Regions from separate parts of the Homo sapiens genome. Here regions 2, 3 and 4 are each linked to region 1. A link is a loop called in an ENCODE intact Hi-C map of the cell type or tissue named here. Cell type or tissue: CD4-positive, alpha-beta T cell. All regions are shown on one strand.

Region 1 (5,000 bases):
CATTTCATCAAGGCAATATTCAGCCAGAGCTGAGGATGGCCACCACCTTTGGAAGGGGCCTGTGTCTCTATTTTATGATAGTCCTCACCTTTATCATAGTATTCATCTTGCTCTGCTCTTTTGAGCTACCTGCCTGGCTCCTGTAGGCATTTGTGTTTGTGACTCCCCTTACTGAGACATATATGTATACTATTGTTATTTAAAATGAGAACTTTTTTTGGCCAGGTGAGGTAGCTCATGCCTGTAATCCCAGCACTTTGGGAGGCTGAGGTGGGCGGATCACTTGAGGTCAGGAGTTTGAGACCAGCCTGGTAAACATGGTGAAATCCCATCTCTACTAAAAATACAAAAATTACCTGGATGTGTTGGCACATGCCTGAAATCCCAGCTACTCCGGAGGCTGAGGCACGAGAATCCCTTGAACCCCGGAGGAGGATGTCGATGTCGCAGTGAGCTGAGATCACACCATTGCATTCCAGCCTGGATGACAGAGCGAGACACTGTCTCAAAAAATAAAATAGGCTGGGTGTGGTGGCTCATGCCTGTAATCCCAGCACTTTGGGAGGCCGAGGCGGGTGGATCACAAGGTCAGGAGTTCAAGACCAGCCTGGCCAATACGGTGAAACTCTGTCTCTACTAAAAATACAAAAATTAGCTGGGCATGGTGGCACACGCCTGTAGTCCCAGCTACTCAGGAGGCTGAGGCAGAAGAATCGCTTGAACCCGGGAGGCAGAGGTTACAGTGAGCCGAGATCACGCCACTGCACTCCAGCCTGGTGACAGAGCAAGACTTTGTCTCAAAATAAAATAAAATAAAAAAGAACTTTTTTTAAAAAGAGGGTCTTAATTATACAAATTTCTCTTTAGTTTTCTTGTTAAATGTGCTGGGCCATTCTTGCTTTCCTTGCAGCTTTCATCAACAAAAGAAGCAAGGTGGCCAGCCCAGATCCACCCAGATATGGGCTTGCCAGGGCAGGGTGAAATGCAGCTCTGATTTGTTGATGGATAAATTTTGAGGCTAGGAAAGGCCCTCCAAAGAGTAGCCAGAGGAGAGCTTTCCCACCAATTTGATCTATAGAAGGATACTCAGCATCTCTGCCCTCTTTACCTCCCAGTTACATGTCTGTTAAGATTTAGGGGTAGTGAGATTAAGGGACAGAATAAATTTAAAACTATCTATAATTATATACCCCATCGGCCTTCCCATGGGTTTAAATCATCAAACACTTCTTGTTTTTCCCATAGTGTTGCAGCCTTCTCTGAGCCACACTGCTGTATCACTGCTGAACAAGATGATTAGGTATGTGATTGTAGATTGCAGGCATTTGAGGTAGTGCCTTTATTTGGATAGTGCCATTTAATTTGTGATACTATTTCGTATGAAGCCACATGTTTGTTTATAGAGATGTATGGAGCAGTCCACAAAAGATACTCTGTGGCAAAGCTAATAAAGGCTGTTTCCACAGAGCTATCTGAAGGCATGTGGAAGCACAATAGTGACAAACAGAAACCACAATGGGTCAATGTTGAGAGAATCCTGGGATTGGGAGGTGCTTTTTAAAGGCCAGAAGGGAAAGAAAATCAGTTTGGAAGGATTTACTACACAGCAGGTCTTGGTGGATATATTCAGTTCTGGGAACACTTGGCAGTACCAGGGTGCAGTTCATTTACCAGTGTACAAATGATTGAACAGAAAAGCATTCAGGAGTCTCGAATAAATCATTTCCATATCCCACCCGAGCTGGTAAACGGGCGATGAACTGTAGAACAGCCCAGCTGTCCAGAGACAGTGGACAAACCTGGGAGTCCGTTTAGCATGAATGACTGACTCCGGGGAGGGAGGAGGGAGGGCGTTCAGCTGGGGGCTAGGGAAGGGGGTCAAAGTCCAAGCTGCAGAGAGGACAATAAGGCTATGCGTGGGACACAAAGCCGAACCGCAGCAGCAGCTGCCTGGCTCCCGGCGCGCCGCTGAATCAAGCTTCGATTTGAGAAGGGACCTGGCAGCAGCGCGTGCACTAGCTGCTTCCTTCTCCCAGAAGAGCCTGGAAGGGCGCACAGGCTGGTCGCCCTCGGGCGAGGGCAGCCGGCGGCAGGCATCCCTCCCCCTCGCCTCCCTGCCCAGCAGCGCCAGGCAGTGTCCCGACGAGGGCAGGGCGGGGCGCAGGCTGGGGGAGGGCGAGGTGGGGCTGAGCCGCGCGGCGGCGGCTGACGCAGTGCGGGGCGAGGAGCCCGGAGCGCCCTGGCGGGCGTGGAGTCCCCAGCCTGGCCGCTGGGAGGCCGCGTCCCCACCGGAGGGGGCAGGGCGCACTCACCCGGCCGCCCTGAGGCCGCTGGCGGCCTGTTGGCTTCTCCACAGGCGCGCTCGCCGTTCAAGCGCGCTTTGTCCCCGCCCCAGATCCTGGGGGGTGAGCGGTGGAGAAGGGGCGGGCGCCCGCGAGCCGTGAATCACCTCCTCCTCTTGCTGCCTCAGCGCCGCCGCCACCTTTCCATTCAGTCGCCCAACATGGCTGGAGCGCGGCGGAGGTGAGCCGGCCGCCCGCCCGCAGACGCCCCAGCCTACTGCGCCCGAGTCCCGCGGCCCCAGTGGCGCCTCAGCTCTGCGGTGCCGAGGCCCAACGGCTCGATCGCTGCCCGCCGCCAGCATGTTGGGCGCCCCGGACGAGAGCTCCGTGCGGGTGGCTGTCAGGTGAGGACAGTCTGCCGGCGGCGGGCGGCGGGCGGCGGGTTGAGGGCGCGGCAAGGACCTGGCTGTGGCGCGGAGCACCGGCTACCGGGGTGGAGCGACCTGAGGGGCGTCCCGGCCGGGTTCTGCGGCTGAGGAAACTGAGGCAGTGAGTCCCCGCTGGCCTGGCACGCGCGGCCGGGTGCTGGCAGGGCGACTGCGCCGCCCTCACGCCGTCTGTGTTTGCAGGTGGCTGGCGGCTGCGCGGCGCCGGGTCCCTGGGGGGCGTCTTGACTTCTCTGGGGGAAAAGCCCTCGTCACTCCCCTCCGTCCCCTCGCGGGATCAGTCACCTCAGGTCTGGCCGCCTTGGGCTATCGCCTGTCCGGGAGGAGCTGCCTGTGCGCGGGGCTGTGGTGTTCTTTTTTATTAGTTCTAGAATGTCTGTCATACGTGTCCATGCAGCTCCGGCCTTCCCAGGCAGGAGACAAAGCATCTGACTATCAGCGCCGGCGACCGCAGGGCCCGCCGCGCGCCCACTCGGGTTCTGATGTCTGTGCAAATGAGACATCTTTTTCAGCATCACGGGGATCTAGACATGCCCCCGCGTGTGGGTAGAGGAGACAGATCTAGCCTCTTGGGTGTTGGAATGGGAGTGGAATTTAAGGTAAAATCCACTGGGGAGAGGTCTACAGAAGGAGGAAAACTCTTTAGCCAGAGGAAGGGTGAAATGGGTGACTGTGTGAAACATACTGACATTAGGCAGGGTGGATACAATGTAATCGTAACGTTACCCAGGCCAGGGTGTGAGTCTGGAAATACTAGGTACATCCTAGTATTGAAATTATATTTCGGCCAATGACAGGCACGAGTATTCGATGTAATTTCGGCTGTTTTGATACTTATCAAGAAGGAAAGCTCTGATAGTTGCTCATGGAAAATTGCAACATCATCACACTGTGTGAAAAATTAATGAAGCATTCATCCTAGAGTAAGTGCGTGGCTTTCACAGCTCTGAGAGTCTACTGTTAATTCACTTCTCCTTATTTATGCTTTAAGGATTATAAAAATAATCTACACTCCAAGGAATTAGGAACTATTAACAATCTCCCAGTCTTGTAGTCTTTCCAGAAAATTATTCTAAAAATTCTCCCCTCTAAACATTTCTATAGTTACTATTTTAGTGACACATCTTGGGTCAGGCATAGTAATGGCTGTTTCGTATACTTTGTATCTTTAATTAACTTAAATAATAAAATGAGTTTTTAAGTGTTTTTTTTTTTTTTTTTTTTACCACCCAGGGAGGTGACAGTTTTATGACTGGTTAGAATCACCTGTTATAAGGCTTTTGAAGTTTTAATTAGGCCTTCTTCGTTATTCTAGGGCTACTTATCCAATTGTTAGATTAGTCTGTTTCTCCTATTCACTGCTACTACCTCTCTTTTGGCCCTTTAATACCAGTTAATGACTGCACCAGGGTGGAGAAAGGGGAAGGAAAAAGACAGAAAACCCAATAAGAGGCAATTTTGTTAGGAGATCTGATCAAGGAAAGTGAAGAAGGTGCATAAAATATTACTGAAAACAGACAATTTGTCTGTTTTTAGACGTTTGAGATTTTTATATGTGAATTCTCTAGACTATCACAAGGCAGTTTGTTGACCATTCTGTTAAATCCGATGCTTCTTTGCCTGTAGAGCCATGGATGACCCTAAAGTGATGCTGACTGATAAATAACTTGTATTTTGTTTTGGTGTGTATGTTAGGACTTTTTAGGTGAATGAATGTGGGTTTGATTTTTGGGGAAAGGCTTTATAAAAACTTCAACATAACTTAGTAAGCCATATTGTAAAGATTCAATTTGTTGAATTCAGGATTCCTTCCTTCCTTCCTTCTTTCCTTTCTCTTTCTCTCTTCTTTCCTTTCTTCTTTCTTTTTTTTGAGATAGGGTTTTGCTGTGTCACCCAGGCTAGAGTGTCGTGGTGCCATCATAGCTCACTGCAGCCTCAACCTCATGGGCTCAAGCAATCCTCTAATCTCAGCCTGCTGAGTAGCTGAGATCACAGGCATGTGCCACACTGCTTGGCTAATTTTTATACATTTTTGTAGATATGGGGCCTCCCTATGTTTCCCAGAGTGGTCTTGTACTCCTGGGCTCAAGCCGTCCCTCCCAAATTGCTGGGATTACAGGCATTAGCCACTGCGCCTGGATAAATCGGGGATTTCTTTCATTAAATACATTGTTCTCTGAACAGAGCTACCTTGTAAACTTACTTTATATAGGATAAAAATAGCTTATACTCATATAGCACTTTAGTATTTATAAAGTGTTTGGACTTATAT
Region 2 (5,000 bases), 240 kb before region 1:
GGTAGATACACCAACAGCTTGCACCTAGCTCCTGGAAAAGCCACAGGCACTCAGCCCCAGCTCATGAAAGCAGCCACAGGGGCTGAACCTTGCAAAACCACAGAGGCAGGGCTGCCCAAGGCTTTTGGAATCCACCTCTTACACCAGTGTGTCTGGATGTGAGATATAGAGTCAAGGGAGATTATTTTGGAGCTTTAAGATTTGTGACTGCCCTGTTGGGTTTCAGACTAGCATGGGGCCTGTAGCCCCTTTCTTTTGGCCTATTTCTCCCTTTTGGAATGTAAATATTTACCCAATGCTTGTACCGCCATTGAATCTTGGAAGTAACTACCTTATTTTTGATTTTACAGGCTCATAGATGGAAGAGACTTGCCTTGTATCAGGTGAAACTTTGAACTTTTGAGTTAATGCTGGAGTGAGTTAAGACTTTGGAGAACTGCTGGAAATGCATGATTGTATTTTGCAATATGGGAAGGACATGAGATTTGGGGGGCTGGGGGTGGAAAGATATGGTTTGGATCTATGTCCCTGCCAAATCTCATGTCAAATTATAATCCTGAGTGTTGGAGGTGGGGCTTGGTGGGAGGTGACTGGATCATAGCAGGGCAGTGGTTTCTCCTGAGTGGTTTAGCACCATCCCTCTTGGTGTTGTCCTCATGATAGTGAGTTTGTTCTCCTGTGATCTGGTCATTTAAAAGTCTGTGGCACCTCCCTACTCACTCTCTCTTGCTCCTGCTCCTGCCATGTGAGACTCCTTGCTCCCCCTTTGCCTTCTGCCATAATTAGAAGTTTCCTGAGGCCTGCCCGAAACCAATCAGATGCCAGCATCATGCTTCCTGTACAGCCTGCAGAACCATGAGCCAACCAAACCTCTTTTCTTTATAAATTACCCAGTCTTAGGTATTTCTTTATAGCAATGCAAGAATCAACTAATACAGAAGTTTTGTAATACTTAAAAAATGTGTTTAAAATGTCCTCAAGATTTTGTCTCAAATAAAACATGTTAACAGTCTCTGAAAACGTGTTTTTATTTCTAGATCTAAGCTATAATTTCCTCAGAATAAAAAAGTATAAGAAAAAGAGTCCATCCAATAAAAATTAATGAATAAATGTTAAGCTTAAATCAAAGTGAACGTTAAATACAGTAATGTGATATGGTAATACAAACTGACTTAATTGAGAAGATAATGTGAGACTGTGCTTTACCTCATCAAGTCCAAAGTCCCATGACTGCTTAGAGTGCAATTCTTCCGAAGGTATATTTCCCCTAAGGATTATAAATACACAGTATCAAAGTTTGTTGTGTTCCCTCTGGGAATTATTGTTCTAAATTAGAGTTCCCAAACTTGGCTTCAGATCAGAATTATATGGGAAGCTTTCTTAAAAATAAAGATTCATAAGCTCCATGCCAAGGAGCCCACCTATTATGTGCGGGTCAATCTTGGTATTCTATAGTTTAAAATCACTACCTCAAGTAATCTGGACCTGCAGTCAGGATTGGGAACCATGTTCTAAATTGCTTTCATAAGGTACATTTAAAACTCAAGGCCTAACATGATTTTTTCACTCATAAATTTCTAGATATTGGGAGATATAACAACAAAAATACAAATTTGCCAATTTTATGAAATGTTTTGTAAGTCTATGTTTTAATTAATTTGTAGTGCCAATCCCACTAAAATTGCATCTTTTTATCAATCAATATTTTTAATAATTCCACAAGAAATCACTTCCAGAATAAAAATTTATTCTAGTTCATGATTTCCAACCAGAAAGATTTGGCTAAATTGTAATTATTACCAAGAAAGTTAGGACTATTACCAAGAAAGTTAGGACTATTTTAGCTAGAAACTACTAGCTAAAATAAAGTTTTCTTTAGTTACTTATAATTGCAGGTCATTATTCAGAAAAGCCTGGAAGGCAGTTCTCAAACTTTTAAGGAATAAATTTAACATCAACACATAATGGATGAGTGTAAAAATCACCTTAAACTCAGAACATTTTGTACACCAGCTGCAAGAAGAGAAAGAAAAATCTGGTGAAACATAATTGTTTTCAATGTATGGGTAGAGGAGATTGTAATCTTGAACATAGAGAAAACATGGAGTCTCTGAGAGGTAAATGTTGGCAATGAGAAGAGTGCTCTATCCCTAAAATGTACACTGTCCTATAAACTGCTGATATGCTTGCTTATGCCACTAACATCTGAATTCTATCACTCCCTATAGTGATTCTATACCAACCAAGCAAGCAACCTTCCCACTGAGAGCTGTTTGAAAGTAAGAAAATATGCTTTTTCATGTCAATAAGACTTCCTATACATGTTCCCTTTCTATTTATTACTTTAAGTTAATAAATTGACATTCTGGCGGATATGAGTTTCTTGAACACATTAAATCAATTTCCTCAAATCTAATCAACACTAATATTCAGATAAGAAGGTATTTGGGAGCTGGCAAATATGAGCACCACACTCTCAACTGGGGTGATATTATCAACACTGTGACTCCTGGTAAGGCTCCTTTGAGACCAGGTTGCCTGCCCACCCTCAAATGGCAATACGCCTACCTCACTTTGCATCAATTCAACATTCATCATGCATCATACTAGATCCTGATTTGTATTCCCCAGATTTACCTAAAAACTTACATAGAGTTTGCTGGATATTTCTGAATACTTTTCTGTGGTGTCTTCTCTTGGTAATCATTTTCAAATTTTTCTTAAAAAATAAAAGTATGCACCGAGTTAAAAATTTAGCATAGTCTATTTTCATTTTTTAATTCAAAGCATATTCACATGACACGTACAGAGGAAAACCACTGGTCCACAATGTTATATAATAGGAAGCCATTCTATTTTTGGTTTCATTTTCCTCCAAACACATAAACACACATACAAATATATAGATGTGTGTGTATGAATATACAAATATATATACTAAAACTGAAAGAAAAAAAGAATATGTAATTACATTTTCCATGTACAATACCAACCTTTTCTTTCAGAGCTGCTTGGGTAGTAATCGTTCTCAAAAGATGTACTAAGATCATTTCTTTCATTTTTGTTATACTCTCTCTGATACTTCTTGTTTGGCTGACATTTTTCTGGATAACTTGTTTTATTCAAAGTCGAATTACTAAAAGTCAACTCTGGAACTGTAAAAATGTTTCTAATGCATCTGTCAGTGACATGGTTTTTATCAGAACTAGTGACTACACAAGTATCTCCCATACTATCATAATCACACTTGTTAAATGTTTTCTTTATCCTTTGCTCATCTATGTTTAATACATTGATCATATTTTGACTAACAAAAGAGTCACAATTCTCTGATAGAAGGTTAGGAGTAGACTGGTTCACATCTTCAAGAAAATTTGAAACTTCCTTTCCATTTTTCCCCCAAATATGCTGTATTGAGTGTTTTTCAGTAATGTAGTCTGACTGTCTTATTTCATCCGTGCTTCTACAATCTTCATCCATAATTACAGCAGGGCTTTTAGTAAGTAAATTCCTATTTCCTAGACTTTGGGATAAACAAAAACATATTTAGCAAGAAAAGCATGGATTATTTGCATTTAGAAACTCTTACTTTCAATTCTTAGAGGACATATTGAGTTGCTACTAACATTTACCTAGACTATGTTTTTATTTTTTATATTTAAATAAATAATATTGCTTTGGGTGAAAATTTGTCTAATGTGGTCTTCTAATGACTTATTGAGTAAGAAAATAATCTACGGCCAGTTTTTTATTACAACATGAAATGTTAGCATGAGGTTTAATTAAAACATGACCAACCTATAGTATATTTTCTATAATAAAATCTAAAGAATAAACTAGACAACCACTATATGTCATTGCTGTTCCATTTAACCAGAGAAAGATGTTTTGAAGGCTGTGCAGAGAAAATTTATCACCAGTGTTAAAACATAAAATCAAATAGTTATGAGACCATTATAACATATTTTTCAACCTAATATGGATATAAAAACAATTATAAAGTTCCCAAGGAAGAGCAATATAAATACAAATGTGTATATACATAATAAAACCAAGAGATAAGGTGAATTAGATAAAAACTAATTAGATGAGTTAGATAACTTGTAAGTTCTATTCTAATGCAGAAATAATTCTAGGTTAAGTCCAATTTGTGCACAAGAATCAAAGATATAGTGGAAAATAATTACAAATCAAGATGTTTCTTATTTTATTGTCAGTGACTACAAATTTATTTGGAAGTGAGTTGTTCCAGAGGTTGGAGTTATCAAAAAAATTAGGAAAAAAAACCACAGATTGCTAAAACTCTAATAACTATTTTTAAATTATTTATCAAATATTTGATGATCACCTACTCTGTTCCAGGTACTAGGCCATATATTGGCAATAGAGAGATAAAAGAGCTCAGCTTGTTGTTAAAGAGAGAGATTAATGTTTTACCCATGAATGTTCACAGCTCATGATCCTACGTTGTTTCTCAATGAGGGCCTTATTGGTGTTTTAGACAGAATGATGTTATTTTGCTATACCAAAAGACACAGTATATAGTATGCACTAATATACACCATTAACATGAGGAAAATATCTGTTACTCTACATAAAATAGAGGTAAATGCACTTTATAAGATATTAAGCACACTATAAATGTAAATCTTTTTTTATTATTCTTTCAATAGTTTTTGGGAAATGGGTGATGTTTGGTTACATGAACAAGTTCTTTAGTGGTGGTTACTGAGATTTTGGTGCAGCCATTACCCAAGCAGTGTACACTGTACCCAATGTATAGTCTTTTATCCCTCATCCCTCCTCCACCCTCCACCAGAGTCCCCAGAATCCATTATATCAATCTTTTTTGTGTGTGTGGGAGATGGAGTTTTGCTCTTTTCATTCAGGCTGGAGTGCAGTAGTGCAATCTTGGCCCACTGCAACCTCTGCTTCCTGGGTTCAGGCAATTCTCCTGCCTCAGGCTCCTGAATAGCTGGGATTACAGGTGTGTGCCACCA
Region 3 (5,000 bases), 250 kb before region 1:
AGACAAAGTCCCCTTTACTTTTCTCTCTGCTTTTTTCAAGTGAAAAGTCTTGTCCTATAGCCATCACAGCTGGAAATGTACTCAGGCCCACCTGATGCCACCAAGTATCAGAGTCTCACCCAAGGCCCTCAATGCAGTCCCTGGGCATCACTGATGGTTATTCAGGGCCCCAGGGCTCCTCAGTTAGCAGGTGATGAATCTTGCCAGGATTGGGTCCTTCCCTTCAAGGATATAGGTGTCCTTCTCACCCAAGGAGTGTCTAGAAATGTCATCTTGGAGCTAGGGCCTGGAAAGGGGGCATCATGACTCTGACCAGTGCCCTATCTTACTGTGGCTAATCTGGTATCCAGGATGTAAGATAAAGTCCTCCCCACTATTCCTTCTCCTCTCCTCAAGCAGAGGGAAGGGGTCTATTTTGGAGCTGCAAGCTGAGTGGTCTGGGTTACGGGAGGGGTGATTGCCACACTCCCTTAGCTGCCCCAGCTGGTGTCTCAATAGAACACGTGCCACCCCCAGTCCACGGTCTCTGGGCCTAGTTCAGCACTAGGACTCACCTAGGAGTTGCAGTTCTTGTGGCCTAGACTGCCTTTCAAATTTACTTAGAGCACCAGAGCACTTTAGCCCATAATAGGAGGGCTTATGCAAACTCAAGTATTGACCACTAGGATCAGCAATTCCCCTCTGGTTAGGGCTGGTTTAAATATTCCCTCCATGGGTAGGCATCAGCTGAGTTTGGTCCAATTTTGCTTTCTGTTATAACAAGATAGTGCTGAGTTCAATGCCTCAAAACTGCTGCACTGACTGTCCCTCTCCCCAGTACACAGAATCACTCTCCGCACCATGTCGCCACTCCCAGGGAATGGAGGAAGGGTGGCGTCAGTGACTCAAGACTGTTTTTCCTACCTGTTCAGTGCCTCTTTCAGTGATATAAAGTTAAAACCAGGTACTATGAGTGCTCTTATGCAGTTCTTAGGAAGGTGTTTTTTTGTGTGTAGATAGTTGTTAAATTGGTGCGCTTGCAGTGGGTGTCTTCTATTCAGCCATCTTGTTCCACCCCTCATCTACATCTTTCTAATATATAAGGATCCCTTAAATACCAAGAAAAAAAATGCCAAAACCCAAGGGGGCAAAAGATATAATAGAGAATTCACAGAAAAAGAATCGCAAATAGCCAATGAGCATTTTTAAAAGATGCTCAACTTCACACAGAGCGAAGCGCAAACTAAAACTTCTATCTATCCGTCCCCCTGTGAGATTCAGAAAAATTCCTAAGTTTGACCACAATCCCTGTTGGTGAGGCTGTGGAATAAAATGTACATTGCTATTGGTGCCAAATGGTGACACAAGGAACTTGGAAATATATATATATCAAAATTGAAATTCAGCAATATCCATCAAATACCAGCATATTTCTCCTTTAACTTAACAATGCCACTCCCAGAAATTACCCTGAAAATGAACCTCCACAAATAAGAAACATTGTACAAAATTGTTCACTTACAGTATTTGTAAGAAAAATATACTGGAAATAGCCCAAATGTCCATCAATAGGGCATTGACTGAAAAAACTACAGTTCATGCATGTAATGGACTACTAAATGGTCATAAGGATGAAGAAATACCTAGCACTAACACAGAGGAATCTATAGGAATATTTTATTAAATAAATAAATTCACTTAATTCTTTTATAAAATATTCTATATTACATTTAGAATGAGAAAGGCTGGAAACTAAGACTCATGGGTATTTACGTGTTTATATATTTTTAGGATTTATTTTTTTAAAAATGGACTGGAATGAGAAACCAGAAAGCAGAAAAAAAAAAAAATACTCATGTTGCAGAAGGAAATAGGGCAGGGAGGATAAGGATAGAAACCAGACTAGTATTTTACATATTCAAAAAATTAAATCATTAAAGGTTTCAAGGTATTCCATCAGACTAGATAACATGAAGGACTATGCTAGCATAGAATACCTAAAAGAGTACCAGATCGACATGAAACTTTGTCTGTAAAAAGACAGTACAGAATTAAAAGATCACTCAAACATGAAGTATTTGCTACACACAAGCCTACAAGCAGTCAGTATCCAGGACACATAAAATATACATAGGAGATATAGACATATTAAAGACACATTCCATAAAGAAAACCAAACTTCAGAAAAGGAACATGAGCAAATGACATTTCATAAATGAAACATTGATGGCCAATTAACCTAATTAGTAATCAGAGAAATATAAATTAGAACTACAATGAGCTATCAGATTACCAATAATGATAAAAGACTGAGATATTGTTGGTGAAAACATGTAACAACCAAGACTGTTATCCCTTGCTAAGAGGGGTACAACTGGAATAACCATTTAGGAAAATAATTTAGCATTACCTTGAAGATGCAAAGAAGTGCATATCATATGAACTAGCAATTCTACTCCTAGAAATATATCCTAGAGAAACTTTTTATACATGTGTGCAAGGAAAAATGTCAACAATACTCCAAGTAGCATTGTTCTTCATAGGAAAATATTCAAAACAACGTAAGCAAAATATTCAAAATAACCTAAATATCCATTGTTAGAAGATACATAAATTGTGATATATTCATACAGTAGAATGCTGTATAGCAGGAAAAATAATAAATGTACTAGAGCTACAAGTATCAAAGCAGATGAACTGTAAAATATAATATTGGGTGAAAAAAAAAAGCAAGTTGCAGAAAAATATATAGAGTTGGATCAATATATAGAAAGTTCAAAATAAAGCAGTTAAAAAGTCTGTGTTATAACAAAAAACAAATTCAAGGAAATAGTTACCTCTAGAGGGCAGGATATGAAATACAATTGAAGAAATCTTCAAAAGTATTATGTATTGTTTCTTAAGCTACCTAGGGAGTATGAGGGTTATCTGTTTTATTCTTATTTGCTAAACTGTACCTATACATTAATGTACTCATGTATATTTAATAAAATATAAAAGTAATTTTAACGAGTCAATTGCATTAGTAGTACTAAAATATCCATGATATATATTTGTTGGCAAACATCTAAAAAATCACTTCAAATTTAACTGATTTCTATTTAATTGTTAGTTTTTAAAATAGAGTAAAATTAACTTATACAGTTATACTGACAGATTTTCTTAGTAGATATTCGCTTGCTTTTTAAAGAATATATTCCTCCTTCTTCCATCAGAATCTAGGAGAAAACCAAAATGTTAACAATTCCTAAGTATACATAATAATATTCACTTATATCTACCTTATTTACACTACCAATTCATTTTATAGTACTTTTCTTTTACATTACTTCAGTTCAACATGGTTTATTTTTAAACCACAAAGAAAAATTAGCCTGTGGTAAACAATAAAATGAAATTTAAATTCGTTAAAAAACAACAAGCAACAGAATAGACACTTGCCAAGAAATGAATTACTGAGAAAAAGGAAAAGCTTCAGGTAATCATAGTAAATGCAGCTGAAGAAAGACAAACATATTAAGGCAATTTGGAAATTTGTTATTCTTTATTTAATTTCCTAAGTTAGATCATCAGTCGTTTATTATCAGGTTTTTTAAATAATAAAAGCTCTTAGAGGTATAACTTTCTACAGAACACACTATTGGTTTTGGTTTCCATCACTTTCTATGTAATTTGTACTTTATTTTCATTTCCTTTCTCTAACAAAGCAAACGAACCCTGAGTGTTTCTTTATTTCCAGGATGTTAAGGGAAGTTAAGTATCTCTTTTTAGTTGATTTCAATTTTATCAAATTTTGATTAGAGAATGTACCCATGAATCTCTCCTTAAATAAATGTCTTAGATTTTCTTTATGGCTTACTATATGAATTATGTTTGCATACATATCATGGGCTTATAAAAATTTTTTTCTATACATTCTCTGTTGGTAGGATATAGAATTTTAGATATATAAAATAAAGGAGAAATTGTCTAGCTGCTTCCCAAACCTGACTCCCTTTTTCTTGGACATACAGCTAGACTGTATTTCCCGGCCTCCCTTGGAATTGGTTTAGACATGTTACGTAAGTTCTGGTCATAGGCAGAAGTAACGTAAACTACTGCCGGTCCTGGTCCATAAAAATCTTCCCCACAATCCTCCACTTCCTTTTCCTTTCTTCTCTCTGGTAACAATAAACTGGGAGCCACCAGTTTAGGGCCTGAATAACTACATGGAGCAGAGCCCCTTCCCTAACCCCTCTATCTTATCATTTAAAAATCTTTTCTCTTCAAGTCATGACACATTCAAGCCCCAAACTTGCAAGAAGAACACAAAACTTTCAAGAAAGCTATGTAGACCCCACGGCAGGCCTGCACTCCAATACCTACTTCAGATCTGTTTGAGAAGGACAGCAAAGATCTTCCTAAAGGACAAGACACTAAGTTATTCACAAATGTCCTCCATCCTCCAGGATGGCAAGCCTTGCTATGGATCAGAAAATCTGCATCTCCTATTTTTCTCTTTTCCGAATGGGCTTTTTATTGCATTTATATGGTCTTTGCTCCAATAGTATATATGTTTTCTTAATGTATGTATTTTGCTATCTGTTTGCTTTCAACCTTTATTATATTCTAGATACGTTGCTTATAACCTATATTGATTTTTTCTTAATAATTTGATATTCTTTGAATCTTGAAAAGAATTCATATTCAATATATTAATTCATATTCAATATGTTAATTGCTATCATATTCAATATGTTAATTGCTAAGTGGGTTTCATTTTTAACACTGTATATAGAATTGCTATTTCATTTCTTCCCATCTTGATCCGGTTTCCTAGTGTGACATCATCACTCTTGAATTTTGTTCTTCCACGTCTCCACTTCTCTGGTGAATACGTTCCCATGTTAACAATTGTATTTTAACTTTATTCCTCTACTAAACCTTTAAAATTAAATAATTATACTCCTCTAATACTTTGTTCTTTCCTATTCTCTCCCACTCCCATCAAAGGCTCTTGAGAACACCACATGTCCCCATCC
Region 4 (5,000 bases), 180 kb before region 1:
TGTGATAAACTCAGTAATGAAGATCATTTAATGCTGAGATGGGTTTTATATTCTAGCACAGAGGTTTGCAAACTTCTATAAAGGGCCAAATAGTACATATTTTAGTCTTTGTTGCATCCACCACTGTGGCTTGAAAGAAGCCATAGACAGAGAGTAAATGAATGGGTGTGACTGTTTTCCAATAAAACTTTATTTATAAACACAAAAATGAGAATTTTATATAATTTTCACAGGACAAAATATTCTTGTTTTGAAGTATTTTCAACCACTTTAAAAATGTAAAAATCATTCCTAGCTTAAGGGTCATATAAAATTAAGTGGCAGGCTAGATTTGGCCCACCAGTTGTAATTTGCCAACTTCTGTTCTAGCTTGATGCATATTTTCCTAAGCTTTTAATTGACTGGAAATGTGTATGTATGTTGGGGGCCAGCTGCTGGTGAACAAAACTGGCTGTAGCTACTGAGCATACTCAGTGTCACTTAGAAATCCCCAGAAGTTTCAGAATATATATCACTTTTGTAAGATTTCAGTAGATACCACAAGCAGAAGAGCAAGCAGAAAGGGAGATTTCCGAGAATTTTAATGAGATGGGGGGCGGGGACAGTGAAGAGCAAAAAAAATGGTTTTTCCATATCCAAAAATATACTCAGCCCTGACTTAAAAAATGCTCTTGGCTGGGCGTGGTGGCCCACGTCTATAATCCGAGCACTTTGGGAGGCTAAGGCAGGTGGATCACTTGAGGCCAGGAGGTTGAGACCAGCCTGGCAAACATGGCAAAACCCATCTCTACTAAAACTACAGAAATTAGCCAAGTATGGTAGGCGCACCCTCGTAATCCCAGCTACTCGGGCTGCTGAGGCACCAACCTGGGAGGCGGAGGCTGCAGTGAGCTGAGATCGTGCCACTGCACTCCAGCCTGGGTGACAGAGAGAGACTCTGTCTCATAAAAAAAAAAAAAAAAAAAAAAAAAAAAGCTTTTTACATTTTCAAAAATATGCAGAATTGTCCTTGACTGTTGAACAATTTAAATCCTCCATTATGGATGTGAAGAATTTTAAGACTCTTAGTTTTTATCAAATAACCAAATGGAAATAGGAAGTAGCCAGTAGATTATCTCTACAGCTAAACAAAACAAACAAAGCAGAAACCTGCAAAAGACAAAGCATTCTTGAAAAATGAAGTAAGGTCCTAGAGAAGCTATTTCCACCATCCAACACCAGCTGAATTCCCAAATGGTTAAACTTTCACTATAAGTGCTACCCCACTCCAAGTAAAAACTACCTAACACATGGGAGTAGTAAACATGAAACATTGCTCTCATTTATTTAATAGTCGTCACCTTGTAAATAAATATGAGTACATCAGATCTCCAGTTATGGGGCTGGAAGATTTTTAGCATAAGGACAAGTAGGATGCAGAGGAAAAAGGGAGAATGGCTAGAGGCATAGCAAATAATTATTTTCTGTAACACGGAAGACTTTTATCCTATTTATTTACAAGGGAAACCCTCGATTACAACTTGTCTATTAGGTTCTGAGACCTTTTGTGAAATCAGACCCCCAAAAAAGCCGGGGGGATCTGTGAAAAACAGATCCAAGTGTATTTGATATTTGGCATTCTCCGGTGTCCCTCCCACTTGTCACTTTCTTTTCTGATCCGTTTCAGATTCATTCCATATCCTTTTCATATTCATTTTATGTTGATCCTCTTGTCCCTCCTCCCTCATTTTCGTGGTTCCTTCTCCCTCCTCGTCTCATTAAAACTCTTGCAAATCTCCCTTTCTGCTTGCTCTTCTGTTTGCGGTAGCTGCTGAAATCTTACCGAAGTGATGTATATTCTGAAACTTCTGCGGGTTTCTAAGTGACATTGAGCATGCTCAGTAGCTAGGGCCGGTTTTGTTCGCTTGGAAATCTCCCTTTCTGCTTGCTCTTCTGTTTGCGGTATCTACTGAAATCTTACCGAAGTGATGTATATTCTGAAACTTCTGTGGGTTTCTAAGTGACACTGAGCATGCTCAGTAGCTAGAGCCGGTTTTGTTCGCCAGCAGATGGCCTGATTCGACCTCTCCAAAAATAGACATTTTAACTCTCTGAACTCCTGTTTAAGGAAGGATGTAATTCGCTTTGCTCTCTCCTCATTTTCAAGGTTCAAAGGGAAGCTGCGAGGATTCCAAGGTCCCACCGCCCTCACAGCCAATGAGGGGCCTGGGAGGGAGGAGCTTGGTGCAGCTTGAGCTTCTGAGAGAATCATTCCCGGTAGATGCAGCGGAGTCTGAGCTCTGCTGCATCTGTCACAGCAGAACAAAATTAAAAACACAACAGTGGAAGAGAAACGCTGCAGACTATGGGACGCTGTAGGACTTTCTAAAACATTTGCTGGGGATTTCTGTGAAGCATGATCTTTTAAAACGAATTCTTTTGGAAGCCGGTTTGGGTAACTGGGAAAATGACACATATGCTAAATGCAGCAGCTGATCGAGTGAAATGGACCAGATCGAGTGCTGCTAAGAGGGCTGCCTGCCTGGTGGCTGCGGCATATGCTCTGAAAACCCTCTATCCCATCATTGGCAAGCGTTTAAAGCAATCTGGCCACGGGAAGAAAAAAGCAGCAGCTTACCCTGCTGCAGAGAACACAGAAATACTGCATTGCACCGAGACCATTTGTGAAAAACCTTCGCCTGGAGTGAATGCAGATTTCTTCAAACAGCTACTAGAACTTCGGAAAATTTTGTTTCCAAAACTTGTGACCACTGAAACAGGGTGGCTCTGCCTGCACTCAGTGGCTCTAATCTCAAGAACCTTTCTTTCTATCTATGTGGCTGGTCTGGATGGAAAAATCGTGAAAAGCATTGTGGAAAAGAAGCCTCGGACTTTCATCATCAAATTAATCAAGTGGCTTATGATTGCCATCCCTGCTACCTTCGTCAACAGTGCAATAAGGTACCTGGAATGCAAATTGGCTTTGGCCTTCAGAACTCGCCTAGTAGACCACGCCTATGAAACCTATTTTACAAATCAGACTTATTATAAAGTGATCAATATGGATGGGAGGCTGGCAAACCCTGACCAATCTCTTACGGAGGATATTATGATGTTCTCCCAATCTGTGGCTCACTTGTATTCCAATCTGACCAAACCTATTTTAGATGTAATGCTGACCTCCTATACACTCATTCAAACTGCTACATCCAGAGGAGCAAGCCCAATTGGGCCCACCCTACTAGCAGGACTTGTGGTGTATGCCACTGCTAAAGTGTTAAAAGCCTGTTCTCCCAAATTTGGCAAACTGGTGGCAGAGGAAGCACATAGAAAAGGCTATTTGCGGTATGTGCACTCGAGAATTATAGCCAATGTAGAAGAAATTGCCTTTTACAGAGGACATAAGGTAAGATAGAAATTAAGGTGATGGGTGAAATGTGAAACTGTTCAAGTTGCCACTGCAGTGCCAGATACCATCTGTTGTCCTGTCGATGGACCCACTTCTTTAGTGTCTTAGATTCCTCTGACATCTAAACCTGAATTAAAATATATGCTTCATTACCCCTTTTAACTGTAACCAGTTAAAGGATTATAGGGTGCAAACTTTTCTAAAGTTTCAGAAGAATAAAATTTGCAACACTCTAAAAAAGTCTACTTAGCCTCAGTTACTCAAATATGCTCAGAATTATTTCTAACGCATTTTCTTAAAACTTAAATCCCAACTTGGTAGGTCATCCTAAAGCACCTACCAGAAGAAAATATATATTTAGAAACTAAGACTAAACATATTTCCACTGAAATGGAAAATTTAGAATGATATTCTTTGTTGTTCCTTTGTTGTCCAAGAGGGGGGAAGAGCCAGGGTTTCTTATAGAAGACATTTTTAACAATTTTGCATGTCTGATCAATATGGAGCATCCCCATTCCCAAGAAGCGTAGGAGAGTGTCTCACAAAATGGCATTTCTACTACTCTTAGTTCATGTTCAGCACTGTACTTTGACAAAATGAAAAGAGGAAGTGAAATGAAATTTTGTCTAGCTTTGAAAAAAAAAAAAAGCTGAAATTAGAGAAGAAATGAGGAGTACAAAAGGAGTTTCAGAATGTTTTTAATTATTAAAGATTTTCAACATTAAGCAGATCCCTAAAACAATTAGCCCAATTATACATACTAACAGTGCATGAAGGTAACTTCAGAATATGAAATGACAGAAATTTTGAAGGCAATGCAATCTTAATTTAAATGACTTGGTGAATAAAATAAAGTATTCTACTGTTGAAGATGGCATGTCAATCACCAAGCAGAATTATTTAATTTTTAAAGCATCTGTAATTATCAGTGTCTTTAATAGCAGTAGCAACCTGAAAAATAATATTTAAAGTAAATTTAGGAATCCTACTCCCACTTGAAAATTGACCTCATATATTGTATTATATCATATTGATTTGTGATTCTTCTTGAACTATTGAATTCAATGATATAAATTATAGTGTGCTTAGACTTCTTGCATAAAAGACAAAATCCAACAAATTGAGTCAGTTCAAAAGTGGAGTCTATACATATATATGTCATGTGTCCATTTTCAGATATTTTTGGTGTAATCAACAAGGACAAAGCTCTAATAATTGTTTATTCATGTCTCATATAATATCATTTAATTTTAACATCTCATACATAAAATTTAAATATCATAACTATAAATTACTTATATGTATTTTATACCTAACATTATGTCCACTGAGTAGCATAAACTTTTAAAAATAATACACATGTGACCAAAACTAAATAATAACTAATACTGGTATTAATCTGCATTTATTGGTTAAGATGCATAGATAATGCCATACTAAAAAAAAAAAAGAATAATATGTATATATCTTTAAAAAAAGTCCTCAACTCTTTTTCCTCTCTATAGGTAGAAATGAAACAACTTCAGAAAAGTTACAAAGCTTTAGCAGATCAGATGAACCTCATTTTATCCAAACGTTTGTGGTACATCATGATAGAACAGTTCCTGATGAA

Evidence for each region. Hi-C counts contacts between places; a loop is a spot of excess contacts. Peaks named below come from ENCODE experiments on the same cell type or tissue, not always from the same donor. Only the 100,000 strongest peaks of a DNase experiment are listed, where the experiment ranks them.
Region 2: a loop joins it to region 1, with 2.3 times the contacts of the local background. A loop is called at or near these places in 10 of 110 quality-filtered maps.
Region 3: a loop joins it to region 1, with 4 times the contacts of the local background. A loop is called at or near these places in 10 of 110 quality-filtered maps.
Region 4: a loop joins it to region 1, with 4 times the contacts of the local background. A loop is called at or near these places in 34 of 110 quality-filtered maps.

What each region holds. Positions count from the first base shown.
Region 1 is chr12:39,440,613-39,445,612 of GRCh38, reverse strand. KIF21A (kinesin family member 21A) reads left to right here and starts at 2,493. Exons shown (of 38, transcript NM_001173464.2): 1 at 2,493-2,686. The coding sequence starts at 2,643. RefSeq lists enhancers at 1,823-1,882, 2,164-2,664, 3,483-3,552 and a silencer at 1,963-2,862. In CD4-positive, alpha-beta T cell, CTCF peaks have their summits at 2,088 and 2,292; DNase peaks (open chromatin) are centred at 2,322 and 3,132; H3K4me3 peaks cover 2,057 bases; H3K27ac peaks cover 1,197 bases.
Region 2 is chr12:39,681,134-39,686,133 of GRCh38, reverse strand. REDIC1 (regulator of DNA class I crossover intermediates 1) reads right to left here. Exons shown (of 13, transcript NM_001031748.4): 8 at 2,994-3,523; 9 at 2,650-2,719; 10 at 1,207-1,267. Among named protein-coding and RNA genes, the nearest start is that of REDIC1, 57 kb to the right of the region's middle. In CD4-positive, alpha-beta T cell, no CTCF peak of the experiment used is centred here; DNase peaks (open chromatin) are centred at 93 and 2,833; H3K4me3 peaks cover 1,235 bases; H3K27ac peaks cover 1,860 bases.
Region 3 is chr12:39,690,246-39,695,245 of GRCh38, reverse strand. It overlaps REDIC1 (regulator of DNA class I crossover intermediates 1), which reads right to left. Exons shown (of 13, transcript NM_001031748.4): 11 at 3,134-3,197. Among named protein-coding and RNA genes, the nearest start is that of REDIC1, 67 kb to the right of the region's middle. In CD4-positive, alpha-beta T cell, CTCF peaks have their summits at 2,555 and 2,756; a DNase peak (open chromatin) is centred at 2,845.
Region 4 is chr12:39,617,062-39,622,061 of GRCh38, reverse strand. ABCD2 (ATP binding cassette subfamily D member 2) reads left to right here and starts at 2,259. Exons shown (of 10, transcript NM_005164.4): 1 at 2,259-3,385; 2 at 4,894-5,000. The coding sequence starts at 2,447. RefSeq lists enhancers at 639-718, 1,948-2,467, 2,778-2,857. In CD4-positive, alpha-beta T cell, no CTCF peak of the experiment used is centred here; DNase peaks (open chromatin) are centred at 571, 841, 1,931 and 2,481; H3K4me3 peaks cover 4,711 bases; H3K27ac peaks cover 3,708 bases.